Linked DNA regions of Homo sapiens: region 1 is linked to region 2. Evidence: chromatin loops called from intact Hi-C (ENCODE). Cell type or tissue: gastrocnemius medialis. All regions are shown on one strand. Links, peaks and the distances in the headings refer to the core of each region. The heading gives the core; the rest is flanking DNA. Region 1 holds the start of ACSL6-AS1 (ACSL6 antisense RNA 1). Region 2 overlaps MEIKIN (meiotic kinetochore factor).

Region 1 (2,912 bases), core at 204-2,703, 190 kb before region 2:
ATATGGAAGGCTATGACCTGTGGAACCAACTTTTCTAGGTCATTCTGAAGTGTCCTGTCTCCTCTGTCTCCTGCTTCTGCTCCCTGGACAGTTCCATGACCTCTCACAGAGACATGCCTGGCACCTTGGCTTCATGAAGATACTGTGTGGCCCAAACGAATACCAGTTTCCTTTAGCCCCAGAGGCTGACAAGACATATCTCCCTTGGATTTCAGGAGATCTGTGGAGCATCCACCAACCCACCTGTTGGTTCAAAATCAACTCCAAAGTGGTTTTGTCCTAGATGTCCTCTCAGGCTCAACGGCCACATGTGTGCTTGAGATCTTGCTGTGCTATTTCTCCTGGTAGTGGGAGTCTGAGTGGCATCCATGCTCCACAGGGCACAAGGTCTGTGCTGTGGTTAATAGGCAGCTCCTGGTGACCATGGGGTGTCAGAGAAGCAGTGTTCTGGCTGCTGAAAGTCAGCCAAAAAAAAAAAAAAAGGATAGAAGCCTGACCTTGGCATGGAGCCTTGGTTGAAGAAGGAGCCCCAGCCCTGGAAGCTAGTGATCCCGCACATGGGGCTCTGGGCTGCCCTTATCCCCACCTCCCACTCGAGGGCACTTGTGGCAGCAGGAGTGTGGGCACCAGGCAGAGGACACACGTGCCCTCCATTATTGAAAGTCCTCTCTGTGCACTGCAGGGTCTTCTTGTGTACCAGCACTTTTTTCTTCCCATTTCTTTCTCCATGTTTACCATCAACACTGTGAGAATAACTGAAGTTTCCTTATCCAAAAAAAGGGTGCTACTCCAGATTCCGCCACTACTGTTTTCGAAAAGCACAAAACCAACAGAGCCTCAGAGGGGGCTGACCCTCTTTCTGGATCCCACCTCCATCCCCCCGAACTTACGTAGTGCTTTCCTCAGCAGCCACCGAGGCCTCCAGTTCCGTCTCCAAAGATGATGGGTTCCTTCCAGTGGGTGCAAAGTGAGAGCCCCAGTGATTGGTGTTCATAGTGGGTCAGTGTGAACAACGCCCAATGGCCTGCCTGGGCCAGCTGGGGCCTCGTTTTGCTTTGGTCTGAAAGACATTTTTGTTTTCTGGTGAGAACAGCCCCAGCCTGGCCAGGAGCCGGCCAGCGGCAGGAATACAAACCCTTTCATGTGACAGACCCAAGTGGAGTGATGCCCTCCTGCCAGCAGCAGGCCCTCCCCTGCCGCTCCTGGGAGGCGGCCATTTGCATATTTCCCATTCATCCTGGCCTTGAAAAGGAGGCCTGAGTTCCCAGTGCTCCTGCCCGCTGAGGGCTGGGCCGCTCCAGTCTAATGTTAACTCTGTGGACACTGTAGGCTCTCACAGGCCAACAGCAGAACTTGACCGCTTGCTGCCGGAGGGAGAGCAGCTTAAGGCTGCAGCTGCTGTGCCGCCTGACCTCCAGAGGGGGGATTCAGGAGGTGGCAGATTCCCGTTGACCAGCACAGCCTTTTGCTAAACTGGAGGAAATTCAGATTTGTTTCTTCTTGAGGCATTCAGAAGAGGAATTTTGTCAGACTATGGGGATGCCAGAATATTCAGCTATTTACCAAATTTGCCAGAAAATGTGCCCTTAACCAAGGGCAAAACTCTTTTTGTCTTGCTCACTTTCTAGTCTACAAAAAAATTCAGTGACTCTGGAATGGTAGGTGAAGGAGCCATGCCGGATCCTGGCTGCAGCAGCAATCCCTTTGCCAAGGATGTAGGAGCACAGCTTGCCTGGGGCACTTTTGCATCCCCAGGGCTGAGTGCCATTAGCTTGTGGGCTGTGACTCTGAAGGCATGAGGCAGATATACAGTACCCATCACCATCTTTTTCCTTTCTCCCATAGCTAAGTGCCATCCTGCCAGCCTCAGCTTCCTGCCCCAGTCCTCAGTGCAGACAGGCCTCTGCCTCCTTCCCGCCACTGTGTGAGGGCTCCTGCCAGGGGCCCCAACATCTTACAGGCTCTTCCTGTGACTTACCAACCCACTTCTGTCCCTCTTCGATAGCCCTGTTCTCTACCCTTTCCCACCCAGCTCGGATCCTCTCCTTGTTCTCCCTCCCTGGCTAAGGATGTCTCAGGTTCTGTCTTTTGTGCATTTCTCCCCTAGCACGTGTCCCCAGGAGACCAGCAGGGCTCCTAAGTGAACAAGCAGGCAAGCAAATCCCTCTGTTGCTCCCCCCACCTCAGTGACCCCCAACCATATATTGGCAGGACCCTCCCTACTTCAAGGAGCTTCCCTCTAGCTGGAGGAGGTCGCATCCCATCCTGCTTGTACCCCAGCCACCTGCAGTTGAGCTCTGAGTGCATGGCCTCGCCATGAGCAGCCCATATGCCCTTTACTGGTTCAAGCTTAGTTTGCAGTGTGTCCTAAGTTTGAGCCAGTGGCAGAAATGAATCATTGCTCCTGAGGCCGGGACACCAGCAGTCCTAACGTGGACATGGCCGGAAAGGCAAAGGATCGTGTTACAGCCACAGGATTTGGCTTCCTGCACAGGAGGGCCTGGCCAGGGAGTGTCCCTGTGCCTGTGAGGTGATGGTGACCCTGGTCAGTATTCCTAGGGTCCTGCCTGCTGTCCCAGGGCTTGGCGTGGAAGGATCTGAACTCGTCCACACCATCAGTCCTGGTTATCATACCCTGTAAATATTTCCAAAGGGACTACTGCTGTTTTTTTAGCCCCTGCTGTCCCTCTTTGCTCTGAGAACTTTGTCCTGCCTAATTCATGGTGAGGGCAACGTTTATCTCAGAGCGTGTGAAAGACACTGTGTATCTGTTTGCTCCTCTGTTCTCAAGGCTATTCATATTTTAAAGTTCCTGAAAGCATTGTTTGTGCCTGGCTTCCTGGTGCTAGCATCAGGAATGTGGACCCACATTCCCTGAGCAGGGCTTAGGGTGAGTGAGATTTTTGAGAGGT
Region 2 (2,912 bases), core at 157-2,656:
CATTCATTCAAGTGCTATATAGCAGTGAAAATCAACAATATAAAGTTATATGCAACTGTTACATATTACATGTTATATACAAAATTACAAACATAATGATGCGTTTAACAAAGGGTGCCAGACCCAGTAGAGTATATTTAATATTATCTACATACAGTATAAAACTTGGCAAAACTAAACTATAATGGAAATCACGATAGTGGATGCCCTTGTTGGAGTGGGGGCATTACTTGGAAGGGATTACAAGGGGGAATTCTAGGGTGCCGATAATGTTGTGTTTCCTTATGTCAGTGCTGTTTACACAGGTATGTTGTGTTTGTGAAAACCTATCAAGCTGTACATATGTGTACATTTCTGTGTATTTGTTATACTTTAAGAAGAAGTTGGCCGGGCTGGGCGCAGTGGCTTAGGCCTGTAATCCGAGCACTTTGGGAGGCCCAGGCGGGTCAGGAGATCGAGACCATCCTGGCTAACACGGTGAAACCCCATCTCTACTAAAACTACAAAAAATTAGCTGGGCGTGGTGATGGGCACCTGTAGGCCCAGCTATTCAGGAGGCTGAGGCAGGAGGATGGCATGAACCCGGGAGGCAGAGCTGGCAGTGAGCCGAGATCGTGCCACTGCACTCCAGCCTGGGCGAGAGTGAGACTGCATCTCAAAAAAAAAAAGAAGAAGTTGGCTAGGCATGATGGCTCATGCCTGTAATCCCAGCACGTTGGGAGGCCGAGGTGGGCGGATTACCTGAGGTCAGGAGTTCGAGAACAGCCTAGCCAACATGGCGAAACCCTGTCTCTACTAAAAATACAAAAATTAGCTGGGCATGGTTGCAGGTGCCAGGAGGCAGAGGTTGCAGTGAGCCGAGATTGCACCACTGCATACCAGCCTGGATGACAGAGTGAGACTCCGTCTCAAAAATAAAAAATTAAAAAAAAAAAAAAGAAAAGAAAAAGTTTACAAATAACACTAGCAACACTCTTAATTTGATCTTTTTGGCCTGTCATATTAGTTTCTGACGTTAGATATTGTTAAAATTCTGGACTTAAGTATGCAACAAATCAAAACCAAAGTGTGTCTGGGAGGTTCTTTTGAGTGTTCAGACTGAAGTTTTTTAGTTTAATTTACAGAGATAACTGCCCTTAATTCCCCTCCCCATTAATGTTGAACTAATGAACTAACGGTGCCATCTCCTGGCCTCTTTCTAGGCTCTCACCGTAACAGCTGCCTCCTGTTTCCCTTTCAACCTCTGGCCACTTCTCTCTTTCCTTTAGTAAAAATAGCAAAGCACCAAGCTAACTAGTGATCATGTTATTTTAAACATGCAGCAGCCTATTTTTAGTCCTGGCATTTAAAGTTTTAGCTATTTTGGCAGTAATCTAATCAGGACTACAGGGTGAAATTCACTTTTGAATTTCAGTCTAGGACTGTGATCAGTATGATTTTTGTTCATTAATAACTGGCACTATGCTGATTAAATAAAAAACAATGGTGAAAGTGAACCAAAGAGATGTGATAGAGGAGGTGGTGTGGGTAAGTCGTTGGAATAGTGACAGCCAGATAAAGGAGGCTGTAGAAAACATCTAGTCTAAGCTTTCTCAATGCATGGTCCTTCTGACTACCTCACCAGAATAACTACAGACCTGGTAAACTTCAGTCTCTAGAGATGGCACAGGAACCTGCATTTTGAAAGTGATTCCAGTAAGCACAAACATTTGAGAACCATTTCATTAGTCTATTTTACTCATCTTACATATAACAAAAATGACCTGGCCAGGTTAAGTGACTTGCCCAAATGCACAGAGCTTATTACTTGTAGAATCAGAACTAGAACAAGACACTGTAGGAACCCAAGAGAGGACACTTTTAACTTTGAGGTGTTAGAGAAGTCTAATAATACCTTTTGGCTAATCAGACAAAACCTGCAGCTATCCTTATAGTAAATTTTAAGATTTTTTTTTATTCTATTTTGAGCTCCAGAAGAGACGATAAATTATGTGTTATGAATTCATATCTCAGTCTAGTACTGTAGAATCACGGCCTTTAACTGGATGCATATGTTATCTTTAGTGAGAAATTTGATTTTCTAGATAATAATAGCAGGCAGAAGTATCACACAGATATATGACAAATGAAGTGGAAACATATTTATTCGAGTATCCGAAAGATGGTAGTACAAATCACTTAAGAATAGGACATCCCTAAGTTCAAATCCTAACTGTTACATAAGCACATTCCTTAAACTTTCTGAATTTTAGCCTCCTATCTGTAAAATTGGTAAAATAGTAGTTCTTACCTCAAAGAATTGTTGTGAGGACTAGAGATAATCTTTGTAAAGAGTGTGACATATAATAATCACTCATTATGCAATAATTATTTGTTTCTATAGGTTAGGTTAATTTCTCAAGTTTAGCTTTCTTCATCTCCCTTTTGAAAACTGTTCTTTGGTTTTGTTTGTTTTTTTTTTTTTGTTCGTTTGTTTGCTTGTTTTTTGAGACAGAGTCTCACTCTGTTGCCAGGCTGGAGTGCAGTGGCAGCTCACTGCAACCTCCGACTCCCTGGTTCAGGCGATTCTCCTGCCTCAGCCTCCCGAGTAGCTGGGATTACAGGCACGTACCACCACGCCCAGCTAATTTTTGTATTTTTAGTAGAGACAGGGTTTCATCTGTTGTCCAGGAATGTCTTGATCTCCTGACCTCGTGATCCACCTGCCTCAGCCTCCCAAAGTGCTGGGATTACAGGCGTGAGCCACCGCACCCAGCCTGTTCTTTGGTTTTTATCAAATTGCAAAAAGCCTAAAATATGCTGACTGGTTAGCGTCATTGATGGTAAATTGGGTTATGCCACCTCATGTAAAGAATATGTCAGGTAAGTGTGTATAGTCTTTGACACAGAACCATTGTTCTAGTGAAAATAAA

What was found. Peaks named below come from ENCODE experiments on the same cell type or tissue, not always from the same donor. Only the 100,000 strongest peaks of a DNase experiment are listed, where the experiment ranks them.
Region 1: it touches region 2 in a loop (13-fold over the local background); 79 of 110 quality-filtered maps call a loop at or near these places.

What each region holds. Positions count from the first base shown.
Region 1 is chr5:132,001,790-132,004,701 of GRCh38, reverse strand. The region is part of intron 1 of ACSL6 (acyl-CoA synthetase long chain family member 6); the gene reads left to right. ACSL6-AS1 (ACSL6 antisense RNA 1) reads right to left here and starts at 1,129. Exons shown (of 2, transcript NR_183256.1): 1 at 891-1,129. RefSeq lists an enhancer at 2,353-2,912. In gastrocnemius medialis, for the core only: a CTCF peak has its summit at 1,447; DNase peaks (open chromatin) are centred at 1,329 and 2,421; H3K27ac peaks cover 2,500 bases.
Region 2 is chr5:131,809,372-131,812,283 of GRCh38, reverse strand. All of the region lies in intron 12 of MEIKIN (meiotic kinetochore factor), which reads left to right. Among named protein-coding and RNA genes, the nearest start is that of FNIP1, 14 kb to the right of the region's middle. In gastrocnemius medialis, for the core only: a CTCF peak has its summit at 1,201 (motif pointing left); no DNase peak of the experiment used is centred there; H3K27ac peaks cover 1,980 bases.